Regions from separate parts of the Homo sapiens genome. Here region 1 is linked to region 2. A link is a loop called in an ENCODE intact Hi-C map of the cell type or tissue named here. Cell type or tissue: PC-3. All regions are shown on one strand.

The links. Hi-C counts contacts between places; a loop is a spot of excess contacts. Peaks named below come from ENCODE experiments on the same cell type or tissue, not always from the same donor. Only the 100,000 strongest peaks of a DNase experiment are listed, where the experiment ranks them.
Region 1: a loop joins it to region 2, with 4 times the contacts of the local background. A loop is called at or near these places in 1 of 110 quality-filtered maps.

What each region holds. Positions count from the first base shown.
Region 1 is chr18:6,348,078-6,356,077 of GRCh38, reverse strand. The region is part of intron 1 of L3MBTL4 (L3MBTL histone methyl-lysine binding protein 4); the gene reads left to right. Among named protein-coding and RNA genes, the nearest start is that of MIR4317, 22 kb to the left of the region's middle. RefSeq lists an enhancer at 32-231. In PC-3, no CTCF peak of the experiment used is centred here; a DNase peak (open chromatin) is centred at 37; H3K27ac peaks cover 1,748 bases.
Region 2 is chr18:6,051,909-6,059,908 of GRCh38, reverse strand. The region is part of intron 16 of L3MBTL4 (L3MBTL histone methyl-lysine binding protein 4); the gene reads left to right. Among named protein-coding and RNA genes, the nearest start is that of TMEM200C, 160 kb to the right of the region's middle. RefSeq lists an enhancer at 3,805-4,099. In PC-3, no CTCF peak of the experiment used is centred here; DNase peaks (open chromatin) are centred at 3,608 and 4,038; H3K4me3 peaks cover 1,077 bases; H3K27ac peaks cover 3,129 bases.

The DNA of each region.
Region 1 (8,000 bases), 300 kb before region 2:
AGCTGACGGCATCATTGCTGTCTGAAGTTCAGGCCTCTTTTTTGAGGGCTGTGATTGAGCTGTGGAGGAGCTCTAGAGGTCTCAAGCCTGCTACTATGGTGGCCGTTGATTGTGGTGTCATAGAAATGGAGGTGACCAACCCTGCTGGGGATGAATCATGCACACGCTGGTGAATCACTTATCGTGCACATGGTACTAGCTTCAGAGGTCACTGCTTTGTTTGTTTTTTTTTTTTATAAATTTGAATGAGAAAAGTAATTCAAATGAGGATAAAATGAGGGTGCTAAAGTTTATCTTTACCTAGCACACTGTTTACTCGTAAATCATGTAAGTTAATGGGTTTTTAATATTGCAGGAGGTTGACTTACATACAGTTGATAGATTTTAAGTCATTGAGATGAACTTATTGAAGCTAGCCATATGTATTTAAATGTAATCAAATGATAATTATTTAGAACAATTCCATTTTCCAGGCCTTTGTATTCAGATAGTTGTTTCTGGCTGGTAGATTGTTCACATTGATAAGCATCTTGACAAGTCATCTATTTTGCTCAAGTTCTGAAGTGCTTTGTAGACAAAATGGATGAAGATTACTACTGTTATCCAGTTCTTTGACTTTCAGGTTTTTCTTTTCCAAAGAAAAAAAAAAATCAACAAATATGCTTGCCTTATCATAGTATTATTGAAAACATTACAGGTGAATAAAGAGTTAATTTATTAGAAATCTTAAAAATTTTTTTATTTTAATTTTTGTGGGTACATAGTCGATGTATATATTTATGGGAGACATGAGATGTTTTGATACAGGCATGCAATGCATAATAATCACATCATGTGGAAAGGAGTATCTGTGCTCTCAAGCATTTATCCTTTGCGTTACACACAATCCATATTGTTATTTAAAAAACATAAAAAAGCATAGTGACTTCCAGTTCTATCCATGTTGTTGGAAATGACAGGATCTCATTTTTATTATGGCTGAATAGTACTCCACTGTGTATAAGTACCACATTTACTTTATCTGTTCATCTCCTGATGGACACTTAGGTTGCTTCCAAATTTTGGCTATTGTGAACAGTGCTACAACAAACATGGGAGTGCAAAAATCTCTTTGATATGCTCATTTCCTTTCTTTTGGGTATATACCCAGCAGAAGGACTGCTGGATTATATGGTAACTCTATTTTTAATTTTTTTTGTGGGACCTCCAAACTGTTCTCCATAGTGGTTGTACTAATTTACATTCCTGCCAACAGTATACGAGGGTTCCCTTTTCTCCACATCCTCACCAGTGTTTGTTATTGCTCATCTTTTGGATAAAAGCCATTTTAACTTAGATGAGATGATATCTCATTCTAGTTTTGATTTACATTTCTCTGATGATCAGTGGTGTTGACTTCCTTTTCATATGCCCATTTGCCATTTGTATGTCTTCTTTTGAGAAATGTCTATTTAAATCTTTTATGCATTTTTAAATTGGATTATTAGATTTTTTCTTATTGAGTTGCTTGAGCTCCTTATTTATTCTGGTTATTAGTTCCTTGTCAGCTGGGAAGTTTGCAAATATTCTCTCCCATTCTGTGGGTTGTCTCTTCACTTTGTTGTTTGTTTCCTTTGCTCTGTAGAAGCTTTTTAACTTGATGTGATCCCATTTGTCCATTTTGCTTTGGTTGCCTGTGCTTGTGGGATATTAGTCAAGACATTTTTGCCCAGACCAATGTAGAGAGTTTCGCTGATGTTTTCTCATAGTAGTTTCATAGTTTTAGGCCTTAGATTTAAATCTTTAATTTGTTTTCATGTGATTTTTGTATGTGGTGACAGATAGGGGTCTAGTTTCATTCTTCTGCATATGGATATCCACTTTTCCCAACACCATTTATTGAAGAGACTGTCTTTTCCCCAGTGTGTGTTCTTGGGACCTTTGTTGAAAACAAGTTCACTGTAGGTATGTGGATTTGTTTCTGGGTTCTGTATTCTACTCCATTGGTCTATGTGTCTTTTTCAGAGCCAGTCCCTTGCTATTTTGGTTACTGTAGCTCTGTAGTATAATTTGCAGTCAGGTAACATGATTCCTTCAGGTTTGTTCTTTTTGTTTAGGTTGTCTTTGTCTATTCTGGGTCTTTTGTGCTTCCATATAAATTTTAGGATTCTTTTTTCTATTTCTGTGAATAATGTCAGTGGTATTTTTGAAAGAGATTGCATTGCATCTGTAGATTGCTTTGGGTAGTATGGACATTTTAACAATATTGATTTTTCCAGTAAAAAAATGGAATATCTTTCCATTTTTTGGTATCCTCTTCAATTTCTTTCATCAGTGTTTTATAATTTTCATTATAGAGATCTTTCACTTCTTTGGTTAATTCCTAGGTATTTAATTTTATTTCTACCTATTGTAAAAGGGATTTTAAAAAAATTCTCTTTCAGATTGTTCACTGTTGGCATATAGAAATGCTACTGATTTTTGTAGGTTGATTTAGTATCCTGCAACTTTACTCAATTTATCATTTCTAATAGATTTTTTTGTGGAGTCTTTAGGTTTTTCCAAATATAAGATCATATCTCCAAACAAAGATAGTAAAAATCTTTTAAGAAACTTGCTGAGTGTGTTCCTGACAGAATTCATTTTAAAAACATATCACTGATATTTTTATTTAATTACATCTGCTTAACCAGTGTCCACAGAATTCTTGCCTTATCATGCATAAATTCAAAATTCTGTAGTAAGGATGCTTATTGAAATTGATGAGTAGAATATTATATAAGTGATGAGCAGCAAATAAGCATTTTTTTTTTTTTTTGCTTTCATCATGGTCTCTTGAAAGTTTTGGTTTTAGAGCTACCTCATGAACTGTATGAACTGTGAGTTGCGTTGATTTGTATCATACTGTGAGTGTGTCAATGGCAGAAAGCCATTATATTTTCCACCATAGTTTTTCAAGTGTGTATTTAATAGAGACAAAATATGTGGAAAGCTTATGAAACAGAATGTGCCTTTTTAAAGAAACACTGCACTAGGTTGCATTTACTTGTGGTAAGTTATAATTTACATATGTTTAGTTTAATTTATTGAAAAACTATAATTTTGTTCATTTAGTTTATTTTAAAAGGTTACGGGAGGTATTTGTCTTTTAAAATAAGAATTTATATAAACTGTATGATATTTATTCTTTCAAATGGTTTGAAGAACAATTTAGGATAAAAATAGAAGGAAAATATTTTTGACCATTTAAAGTTCCTGAAAAATGTCTCTTTTCAGTTTCTTCCACTTTTGAGGCTACCAACTAGATTTCCTTTTTTTTTCTTTAAGGTTCTCAGCACATAGGAAAGACAGCTAAGAAATAGATAAATTGTATGGTCATGATATAGCATCCCTTTGCATTTTCCTGGCAGAAACAAGGTCACTGTCTGTATCCTACCTTCAGGGTAGTGTGGTTGCAAGATTTTCTGGCCTCTGCCTTGGAGAAGGCAGGACTCATAATGTGGGGAATGATCTAGATGTTAAGTACCTGGCAGTGACAAATAGTCACAATAAAGTTCATAGTAATCTCATCAACCACTTTTTATTTTTCCTCTAGATCAGAAGATAGAGCATGTGATATGGAAGTTTTCTTAGCTACCATGAGAATATTTACCATCTCCTTTTATCATAATAGGCTCTCAATAAATTTTGAATGACTAAAGGTAAATATTTATAATTTATTGAGAGCCTTCTGTGGAATGGACTGTTCTAAGTGAATGCATTAATTTATAGATCTAAACTCAGCCAAAAGATTCAGCTCATAAAGATGAGGAGATTGGGTTTGTAGAAGAGGAGGTAATTACTTTGAGGTGAAATGATCATGATGTGTTGGGATCTTTGGTTGTGTCTTTTAAGTGGCTAGGTGCTCCAGATTTTAAAAGATTTGGCAGAGAATGCTGAGAGTGACCACATTTTGAGTAATTACTAGCAGTGAGAAGGGAGAGAAGCAAAAAAATTTAAACCCACCTGTCTTTCCTTCTTGGCAGGGGGAAATTCACTTATAGTAGCAGCTATTAGTATAATACCCAGAAAATAATATAAGCACAATAAACTTTTTATAAAGAAATCAACTTTTGACTTGAGTGGTGGCTCATGCCTGTCATCCCAGCACTTTGTGGGGCTGAGGCAGGAGGATTGCTTGAGGCCAGGAGTTTGAGACCAGCATGGGCAACATATTGAGACCCTGTCTCTTAAAAAAATCAACATTTAGGCTGGGCGCGGTTGCTCACGCCTGTAATCCCAGCACTTTGGGAGGCTGAGGCGGGCGGATCACGAGGTCAGGAGATTGAGACCATCCTGGCTAACATGGTGAAACCCCGTCTCTACTAAAAATACAAAAAATTAGCCGGGGGTGGTGGCAGGCGCCTGTGGTCCCAGCTACTCGGGAGGCTGAGGCAGGAGAATGGCGTGAACCCGGGAGGCGGAGCTTGCAGTGAGCCGAGATCACGCCACTGCACTCCAGCCTGGGCGACAGAGCGAGACTCCATCTCAAAAAAAAAAATAAAAAATCCACATTTAAAAATTGCGGTATAATATACATAATACAAAATTTACTTAACCATTTTCAGTGATCACTCAGTGGCATTAAGCACATTCACATTGTTGTGCAGCCACCACTACCATCCACCTCCAGAACTTTTTTGTCATCCCAAACTGCAATTCTGTATTCAGTAAACAATCAATCCCCATTGCCTTCTCCCCCAGACCCTGGTAGCTACCATTCTACTTTCCGTCTTTATGAATTTGACAATTCTAGGTACCTCATATAAGTGGAATAATACAATATTTGTTCTTTAGTATCTGGCTTATTTTGCTTAGCATAATGTTTTCAAGATTCATTTATGTTGTAGTATGCGCTTTTTTCGAGATGGAGTCTCGCTGCATCTCCCAGGCTGGAGTGCAGTGGCGTGATTTTGGCTCACTGCAACCTCCGCCTCCCTCGTTCAAGTGATTCTTCTGCCTCAGCCTCTTGAGTAGCTGGGATTACAGGTGCGTGCCACCACACTTGGCTAATTTTTAAAAATATTTTTAGGAGAGATGGGGTTTCACCATGTTGGCTAGGCTGGTCTTGAACTCCTGACCTCAGGTGATCTGTCCGCTTTAGCCTCCCAAAGTGCTGGGATTTCAGGCATGAGCCACTGTGCCTGGCCTAGAATTTCATTTTTTAAGGCTGAATAATATTCCATTGTATGTTTATACTACATTTTCTTTATCGATTCATCCATAATGGACATGTAGGTTGTTTCTACTCTTTGGCTATTGTGAATAATGTTGCCATTTACATTGGTGCACTAATTTCTGTTTGGGTCCCTGCTTTCACTTCTTTTCAGTTTATACCTAGAAGTGAAATTGCTATGTCATATGGTAACTCTATGCTTTATTATTTTAGGAACCACCATACCGTTTTCTATAGTGGCTGTACCATTTTACATTCCCACTTGCAATGCACAGGGTATTCACTTCTCCACATCTTTATCAACACTTTTTGTTTTCCGTTTTTTTTTTTCTTTTTTATATTAGCCATCCTATGTGTAAAGTGGTATCTCATTGTGGTTTTGATTTGTATTTTTTCATGATTATTGGCTATTAGAATATCCTCTTTGGAGAAATGTCTGTTCAAGTTCTTTGCCCATTTTTCAACTGAGTCATTTGTATTTTGTTGTTGAGATTATGAGTTCTTTATATATTCTGGATATTAATCCCTTATGAGATACATGATTTGCAAATATTTTCTCCCATTCGGTGGATTGCCTTCCACTCTCTTGGTATTGTTCTCTTATGCACAAACGTTTTCAGCTTTGATGGAGTCAAATTTATTTACTTATTCTTTGGTTGCTTGCGTTTTTGACATCATTGTTGTTGCCAAATCCAATGCCGTGAGGGTTTTCACTTATGTTTTCTTCTAGGAGTTTTATAGTTTCAGCTATTATGTTTAGGTCTTTTGTTCATTTTAAACTAATTTTTGTATATGGTGTAAGGTAAAGGACCAGCTCCATTATTTTGCATGTGAATATCCAGTTTTCTCAATGCCATTTGTGGACTCAAACTTAAGTAAGCTTTTTATTAAACTATGACATACACAAATGTATGTATAATGTAAGAATACAGTGTAGTGGATTTTATTTATTTTTTTTATGAAGTGAACACATCTGGAAAACCAGCATTCAGATCAAGAAACATTACATTAGTAGGACCCTAGAAGCCTTCTCCCTTCTTGCTCCTTCCAGTGACTGCTCCCAAAGCCCCTCCCACCACAGGTGATTACTCTCCCTCAGTTGGATTTGCATATTCTTGAGCTTATATCAGTCAAATCAGTGTGTATTCTTTTTTTTTCTTTTTTGAAACAGGGTCTCATTCTGTCACCCAGGTTGGAGTACAGTGGTGCAATCACAACTCACTGCAGCCTCAATCCCCTGAGCTCAAGTGATTCTCCTGCCTCAGCCTCCCAAGTAGCTAGGTGCATGCCACCACACCTAGCTAATTTATTCACTGTTTTAGGGGAGACAGGTTCTCAATGTGTTGCTCGGGCTGGTCTCGATCTGGCCTCAAGCGATCCTCCCACCTCGGCCTCCCGAAGTGCTTTGATTATAGACATGAGTCACCGCACCAAGCCAGTGTGTATTCTTTCGTGTTTGGCTTCTTTTGTTTAGCATAATGTCTCTAAGATTCAGTGGCACTATTCTATATAGCAGTAGTTTAAAAATTTTTTCTGTAGTATTTTATTGTATGAATACACCACACATTACTTATTCATTCTACTATAAATGGATGTTTTGATTATTTCCAGTTTGGAATATTAAGAATGATGCTGCTGTGGACATTATTATATATGTCTTTTGGTGAATACATTTGTTGAGTTAACAGCTAGGAGTAGAATTGTTAGGTCATAGGATATGTTTATGTTCAGTTGTAATAGTTACTTCCAAATGGTTTTCTGAAGTGGTTGTTCTAATTTACATGACAACTGCACTGTAGTAGTTAACGAGAGTTTTAATTGCTTCTTCTGTCTAGCACTTGGTGTTGTTCATTTTAACCATTTTGGTGGCTGTGTAATGGTGTAACTTTGTAGTTTTAATTAGAATTTTCCTGTTGAAAACTGAAGTTAAGCATCTTTTCAAATGTTTACTGGCCACTTGCATGCTTTCTTTTGTCAAGTTCCCATTCAAAGCTTTTGCCCATTTCTCTACGGGTTATTTGCTATCATCGTCAATTTGTAGGATTTCTTGATATTTTCTGGATGAGTGTCCATGTGACCAATGTGTTGCAGATACATTTTCCTACTTTTTGGATTGCCTTTTCACTTTCTTAATGGAGCCTCTTAATGAACAGATGGTCATAATTTTAATGTACTCTGGTGTATATACTTTTTTATTTTTTGGTTGGTACCTTTTTGTATATTATTCAAGTAATTGTTACCTAAGGCCATGAAGATATTTGCCAGTTTTGTTTTTTTCTCTAAGCTTTGTTGCTGTACTTTTTAACATTTAGATCTACAATGCATCTGGACTTCCTTTTGGTGTATGGGTTATATTGGCCCCAGTACTATTCATTCAAGATCATCTTTTTCAATCACATTCCCTATTGTATTTCCTTATTTAAAATTATGTATCTGTTTCTGAACTTTCTAATCTGTTTCATTGGTGCCTGTTTATCTTTCTGTTGGGGTCATGCTGTTGTAATTATTAGAACTTTGTAATATCATGCTATCTGGTAGTGCAAGCCATCTAGATTTGTTCTTCTTCTTCTCATATTTGTATTTCCATATAACTGTTAGGATCAATCTAACCAATTTCTTTAAAAATCCCTCTATACTTATTAGGATTTTTAGCAGGTCAGTTTGGGCATAATTGTCACCTTTACTGTACTGAATCTTCTAATCCATATATATGGTATTTTTTTCATTTACTTTGGTGTTTAAAATTTTTTCTTAATAATGTTCTATATAGTTTTCAGTTTAAAGTTCTCATTCATCTTTTGTTAGA
Region 2 (8,000 bases):
TACTTCACTTAGAAAAAATAAATACTAGAGAACTTTATCCCAGGTTAGACACCAGCTGCCATTCTAATGGCCTCTAGGCATTCTAATGGCCTCTAGGCTTGGAGGTGCTAAGATTGAAATGATTAATTTGTTTCCCTGACAGATCTTCTGAAACACCTCCACTCACAGCTCTGCTAGAAGCGTCATCACAGCAGCCAATGAGGCTTTAAGTGAGAAGAAGATTCTTGGAACTGAGTGGAGGGGTCTGGGTGCCCTCTTAGTCTCCTTTCTAGGATATCAGGCTTTTTTTTTAGCTTGGTTTTTAATATATTCTGTATTATCCTTCAAAAAAATCCATTTGCCCTTCTTTTCATACAAAATTTTTTCTTATCAAATTCCAGAAATACATGAAAATGAGAAAGCCAGTTTTCTTGCTGGAATACAAGACTTTGGTTTAAGGTTTATGGATTATGATTTATGGATTTTTAAGAATTATAAACATTATTGACAAAATATTTTGAAATTGTAAATGTGAAGAAAAGTTATACTGCAAGAATAAGAAAGTCTGAGTAAAAATAAACCTGCTTTAATACGTAGATACTTATTTTTAGGTACAAGGCTTGAGGGAGTGACAACTCTGAACACCACATTCCACAGCAACAAGTCTGGTGCATGTGGGCAGCCACGCCAGAGGCTTCCTTGGAGTATTCCAGAAATAACCCTCTCGAACTGGAGTCTGTCTCTGACACATCCTCTTCTCCATACTGACACTGTCTCTGGTTATAATAGAATGCAGCTTCACCTTTCCACATCACTCCAGACTAGATGCGTAATCAGTCCCTCTGACACTGCTGCTGGAATAGTAATCTGACACCTGCCGTCAGCTGAGGGTCCTTGGCTATTGACTGTGCAGAGCTGTGGGAGAGTGGACAGCCCAGAGACAACCGGAGAAGCAGATCTTATTACTGGAATAATTGCACCTTTGTGTTCCAACACTGCACAGTATTTTTCTCAGGAGCCAAAACTGGCTTCTAAGATTCTTGGATTCCAGGCTCACCATTCCAGGCAAGGTGATAGGGAATTGTAATAACTTCACCTTATTCCCGGTATCAGATTAACATGCATGTTGGCTTTGAAAGATGTGGCATTTCCATCCTTAGAGTCTATGAACATGTACGGATTATTTATGGGTGTAGAGGATGCCCCCCAAAGTAAAGCAGTTCTCTCCTTTATTCATCATTCCTCCCACAGCACTGCCAGGCTTTGTCTTCTTTGTCTCTAATTGCAGTGCTAAAGGGAAATGTCCCCAGGCCAGAGCAAAGAACCTTTACCTTCAAATATACCTTGGATCAAAGAGAGAAAGCCCCTGCATCCCTCCATCAGATTGATAGTGTGAGACACTTTTTCTCTTGATTATGGGTACCGTGGACTTGAAAAAAAACAACAAAAACAAACAAAAACTTCCCTGATTCATAGTCTCCTTGGGGAGACAGGCCTGTTTTGTACGAAAAAGTTTTCTAAACCTGAGATTTATACTCCATAAAGACACAGACAATGAGGAACAATTCAAGGCTTGTTCTAAAGGATGCAGCAAAAGTGTTAGGTAGAAGGTTCAGGGTACTGGAGCAATGTAGAGAATGAGGCCGTGGAATTCCTTTTCTTAAAAACCTTCAGACAAAGATTGCCCTGGGATTCTCTACCCAGACAGCACTGCTATTTTGACATTTCATTAAATTTCTAAGAGATAAAACTTATAAATAGTAATGCCAAGCACCTTATGTCTAAGGAGAAGAATCAGGATTTGATGTCTTGATTCCCACACGTATCATTGGACAATCTGTTTCAGTTCAACTGAAATTCATTACTGAGAACTAGAAAATGAGAGTTGTTGCTGGTTCCAGCATACTTGAGTTAAGTCATGTTGATTATTACAAAAGTTAAGACACAAGAAATTTTTATCTCTTTATAAATTAAAGGAATAGCTATTATGAGCAATTTTAGATAAGGAAGGGGCATAAAATATTTCAATACCATATGAAAATAGGCTTAGGAACTATACCTGATATATGTTAAGTATTTGGTTGAGTCACTCTGAGTACACTGCTTGTCTTGTTGCTATGGTTACTGCTGCCTTGTGGGGGTACACCGTGTATCATTTTTGTCATGGACTTTATTTATTAGCACAGACAACTCTTTCTTCTATTATTTACGTGGTTCTCCCTCGTTCATTATTTTTTAATGTTTTTCATTGTTGATTTGTTTTCTTTTTTTGAATACTTTTTAGTTGATGCATTTTTTTCTTCACATTTTGACTGCCAAGTTTTCAGTGATTTTGAGGTTCAGAAAAAGTCAGATTATAAAATAATCACAAAAAAATTAATAAAGTAAACAAGAAGTATTTAAAGAAAGTAGAAACTAAACAGAGAGAGAAGTTTCCTGAGTTTTTTAGATATAGGTATTTTGATGACATTTTTCTCTTTTATTTGCCTTTAGAAAGAGATAATTAAAAAATAAAAACCAATTTTCCCCAGTGGTGATAGATTGTTATACACTCTTGCCTAGTTTTTATTCTGTTATTATGAAAAACATACTTTTGGCCAGGCGCAATGGCCCATGCCTGTAATCCTAGCACTTTGGGAGCCCAAGGCAGGCAGATCACGATCACCTTAGGTCAGGAGTTTGAGACCAGCCTGGCCAACGTGGCAAAAACCCATCTCTACTAAAAATACAAAAATTAGCTGGGCGTGGTGGCATGCCTGTAATCCCAGATACTCGAGAGGCTGAGGCAGGAGAATCGCTTGAGCCTGGGAGGCAGAGGTTGCAGTGAACCAATATTGTGCCACTGCACTCCAGCCTGGATGAGAGAGCGAGATTCCATCTTAAAAAAAAAAAGAAAAAGAAAGAAAGAAAGAAAAGAAAAATTAGCAGTGGCATCAAATAACTGTTTTCTTAATATGTTCACTATGATAGTAATACTGATAATAACAATATGTTCATCTAGCAGTTTTCATTTATAAATTACTTTCATGTCTGTCCCATTTTTCCTCTGAAAGATTGTGGTTTCTGTTTTACTGTTGAGGCACTTGATCTGCAGAGCAGGTGATTTACCCAACGTCACACAGCTCAATAATGACAGAGTTGCAGCTTAGAGTGACCTCTGCAAATCCAGAGCTTTTCCCCCATGGCCTACCATTTCATCAGGACACCCACGGAGTTAACTGACTGTGTGGTTTCACGGAAAGTGCCATTAGAAGTGGGGTTGGAGACCTGACTTTAAGCCCAGCCACAAACTCGCTTTGTGGCTGAGCCCTGGGGGTGGGCCTGAGTCTCCTTGCCTGTCGCATAGAGAGCCTTTCTCTACCTCTCAAAGCAGCTGAGTGCATAAGAAAGGGCATTAAAAATAAGGCACACTATATATAAAGGTCTGACCAGCACTCAGACATTTCTCCATAAATTCATTGGAAGTAGGCTAATAACACTTCAGAGGGAGCCTCCTGCCCAGTGCCTCCTGCCTAGCAGGGGCCCATGTGGTGTGTGTGCTCAGGATGCAGTGACTTTTGCTTCCTGTCTGACTACTGCTGAGTTCTTGCTCAAACACAAAAGCAAACTTCTGCTGAAACTTTGAGAATTTTGCTTTGTGCTGAATAGATTGGCGCTGAAGTCCGAAGGCAAAAGCCATTTCAGTGTCTCTGACATGCTTGTTTGTTTAATGACAGTCTCTTTTTTCTTAAGAAGAATGCCTTTCTGCTTGGCCAGAAATTTCTTCTTGGAAATGACAGAATCGCTGTCTCACTGTTAATGAATTTTACAGCCCAGATTCCTTTTAGTTTAATGAAATATGGACATATCAACCCAAATCCATGCTTTAAAACAAAGTAGAGGAAACTACCACTCCCCCCGAAACACTGAGGCGTTTTCCGCCTGGCTGACCAGTGCAACTCTGAGGTCATCGCCTTATAGCCACTTGCATAGTGATTAGATTATGGTTCACAGTTGATATTAGTATGCTTTAAAAATAAACACAAAGTCCCTTATACAGAGAAGAGGCTGAGGACAAAAGCTTAGTCATCTGTGATTCACATACATATCATGAAGTATAATAGTGGAAGGATCCTTCCCTGGGGGTCTGAGAATCTGGGTTCCAACTCAGTCACTGTTTCTCTGGCACTGGGCACCCCTCCCCCGGACCACTGTGAGATGATGCTTTGTGCTTGGCTAAATTGCAGAGGTTTTTAATTGTTTCCTTATTATATTTTGTATCAAAAGATGGTTTTTAAAATCACTTCTGTTAACATGAGGGTTGGAGAATAACAAGTTTTCAAAGTTGTAACTCTTGTTTGAGCATTGTTTTCTATTTAGCCTTAATATAAAAAACCTTTGCTGACCAAGCTGTCTAGATTGCCCCAGCAAAAAAATCAATCAGTCAATCAATCAATCAATCTGTGCCTTTAACATACTATCGAAGAAAACTTACTTTCAAATATATCTGGTCAGGTGAATGGTTCTTCCTCTTAACGGTTGGGGCATAGAACCCTACACCTCTATCCCAGCCTTGACAACTTTTAAGCCTAGTGATTTGAAAGATAATGAGGTCTGAGCAAAGTGAACATGGTCATAATATCAGATGTCATTAACAATATAAATTAATCAGAGAATGAATGTCCAAAATGTCAGAAATTTTCTTTGGGGGGCTTCATTGTGCCAAAGGTTAAAATATCTTTAAACATCATGAACATCTAGGAAATTCATAAGAGAAGTTGGGATGACTAAAATGGTTTCTCTTTCATATGTAACTCAGGATGATATAACTAGTCACTGAAAATAGGCATGAGATGAAATTTGACTTGCTTCTCCAAATGGACAGCGCTAAGGTATCTAGTCATACTGTCTCACAGATTCCTGAGGTTAAAGGTGCAATTCCTCTGAACGAGGCTTAAAACCAGGTGTTTTCAACTGTATTTTAGTGTCTTCCAGTGGATTCATGTGGAATAACCTGTAAGTGAAGCAGAGGGAAGCTGAGCTTCAGGGAAAGGGAAAAAGAGCCCGAAGCCCAGTTGTGTGGTGCCACCTCCCTGGCCATGCAGGGGCCTTGCGGCATTTCCACAGAACCATGTCTGTGGTCCCAGCATCATTCATGGGTTCATCCAGGACATATTCTTTACATACCCAGCATTATTCTAGGCACAGGCCATACCACAGTAAATAAGAGCAGCGCTGGTCTGAGCTGTTGTGGAGCTCTGTGGCGAAGCGTTAATCTGTTTGAGGTTACAGCTGAGATAAGTGCCAGGCAAGGGCAGCACAGGGCTGGGAGATCAGGGCCTGTCTCTGGGAAAGTGACATGGCCCAGATCCAAAGGATGAGGGGAATGAAGTGTCAGGGAAGGGGCGGGGGCGAGGGCAGAGGGCCTCGGAGGAAAAGAAGGATGTTTGCTAAGTGGTTCCATTCACTGGCAGTAAGAGTACTGAGTGTGGTAAACCCCTGGAGGGAGTATCTGATTTGATATTCTCACAGAGAGAGGAAACTAAGGTACAGGAATTGACTTTCATACCCCTGACTCCACACCTCAGGGATGGAGCCAGGGACTGAATCCAGGTCTTACTACAGAGCCTGTACTGGACTGCCATCCTGCACTGCCTCCTAATGCGAGCCGGTGGGCACTCTGGGGGACTTAAGTGACAGCAATGTATGAGACAATCTGTTTGCCAAGAAAAAAAAATTGTGACGATGCAGGCTGAGTCAGGTGTCTCAGTCCATCAGTTTCGCATACTAAGATCTACAGTGCTGTAAAGATGGAGTTTAGAGAGTCTTTAGTGGGGAAGATGTTATCACTAAGAATGGACAAACACACAAAAGCATTGAGAGCCTCTATCTCCCAGGTAGGAAAGAAGCAGAGGGACTTGAAGAGCAACATCAGAAGAGAGGTGTTGTGTTTGCTAGCACCTGGCAAAAACAGGCAAAAAATGTCTTTTATACATTCTGAAGTATAGAACTTAACCTAAGCATGTCAATTAGACTTTGCAAAAGCATTTGCACGCCATGATTTTTTTCAGTCACTTTTCACATATTTAGGTCATCTGCCTTTATTGAACATATCATTTATGTGCCCACTAGACTGTGAACTTCCCATCAACTTAAAATAACAACAGAGGGAGACAAGCTCTCCAAAGAAAGAGTTTACTGGGGAATAGCAAGAAATTGTCATTAGGATACGCATGCTGCAGTGGACCATAGGCGCAACCAGAGAAGCAAAGGAAGGCAAGGTTTTTAAAGGGGAAAGGAGGGCAGTTGCATTCGTTGTTTTGAAGCAACTATCCTTGGCTACAAGTATTAATAACAAGGGTGAGTCAGTCTATTAGTGAACAGGCCATTAATGAGCAGGCATCCTCACAGAAGTAATCTTTGTGCAAGGTTGCGATGGCCTTTGTGAAGGTTGTGGTGTTGGCAGCCTTTTGTGATAGTACCAGTTATCAGACAAATGTGCATGAGGGCCTTCCCTTCATGGCCTCCTGTATCCATTTCGTTAGGATTGGACATAAGTGACTCCATTTTGGTACCAGCAACTTTCACATTCTTATAAGCAGGAAATCTTCACTTATTTTCGCATCCTCTTAGTCTAACCCAGTTCCAGTCCTGCAGTGGAAACTCAGTACTGAGTGAATTTTGTAGCATTTCTGAAAATAAGTCCCTTGCCTCTTTCTCTATGTTTATTGCCATCACAAATTAGTATTTTAGCTATGCAAGCAGATGCTTTACTAACACACCTAACTAGATTAGAAATTATTTTACTGTCTTAGCATAGTGTATTGTGAAGAGCCAACACTAGCTGGAAATGCATGACACTCCTTCTACCATTTAAAAATAGAAAGACACAATGAACAAGGACTGGTTGATAATCAACGTTTGTTTATTGGACTTGTTCTTCCGAATGATAAATTTGTTCTGGGAAATACAAATTAACGGGACGTCCTGCTGGAATCCTCTGAATTGTGAATGTTTCTGCCTTGCCAACAAGTGTGCACTGTAGTTTAGGGATTTACAGCACTCCATTTGTATAGCACGATTTCGTCCACTGCAGTACATTTTCCATTTTGTTGGCCTGTTCTTTCCCTGAGAACTAGCAGTGTTGGAATTCTTTATGTCCATTAGCCTACTAACGCACTGAGTCTTGAAACAGAAAATTCTCCACTATTGGCAAAGTAAGAAAAAGTGAGCCATTTGCAAAACGTAAATTCAGATTCTCTTTCTTTCCTCAGAAGATTAGATGGAAAAATACATAAGAATTGTGTAACTTGCCCTTTCAGCTGCAAAGGGCAAACAAGGATATTTGACCTTTATTTTCATTTGCTTAAATGTTTGAAGACTGATATTTGTTATTCCACAAGAGGCGTAGAAGTGCAGTAAGCCCCACTGTTCACTGTAGCCAGCAACTGGCAGGGAGTAAGTACTGATTCATAGTTATTACAATCCAATATATTTCTTTATTAAAAGTTAGCTATATATAAACTGCCATATTCTGAAAATGTGTAATTAATTTGATACTGAAAAATGCTGAACATATTTGTATTGCTTTGTGATTCAGAAAGCACTCTGTAGACTTAACTTCAGAGCCATTGTTTTAACATCACTTTAAATTGTATTTATCCATGCGACCATGCCAGTTAATAGGAATTTCCAGTTGGTAGCATGCTATCAGTAGCTATGTATATTCATAATTTAAAAATCAAAACATCAAAGAGAAAATGCTTATGAAGTCGACTTAAAGGAAATTTTTAGTCATTACTAAATATTTCTCTAAGTTCTTACAAAGCCTTTGGAGCTGCCTCCAGTTGCTTTTCAAAAAACCCATTTCTAAAGTAGAAATGTTCTCACTGAACAATTGGTATTAGGGAAACTGCAAGGGAAACACCTCAGAGCTCAATAGCCAAAGACGCACCATCAATGTTGAATGAGACAGAGTCTCTACTGATGGGAAATTCTACAAGACTCCTCTGGTGTTTTCTGTGATATCTGTTCCAGCCCCA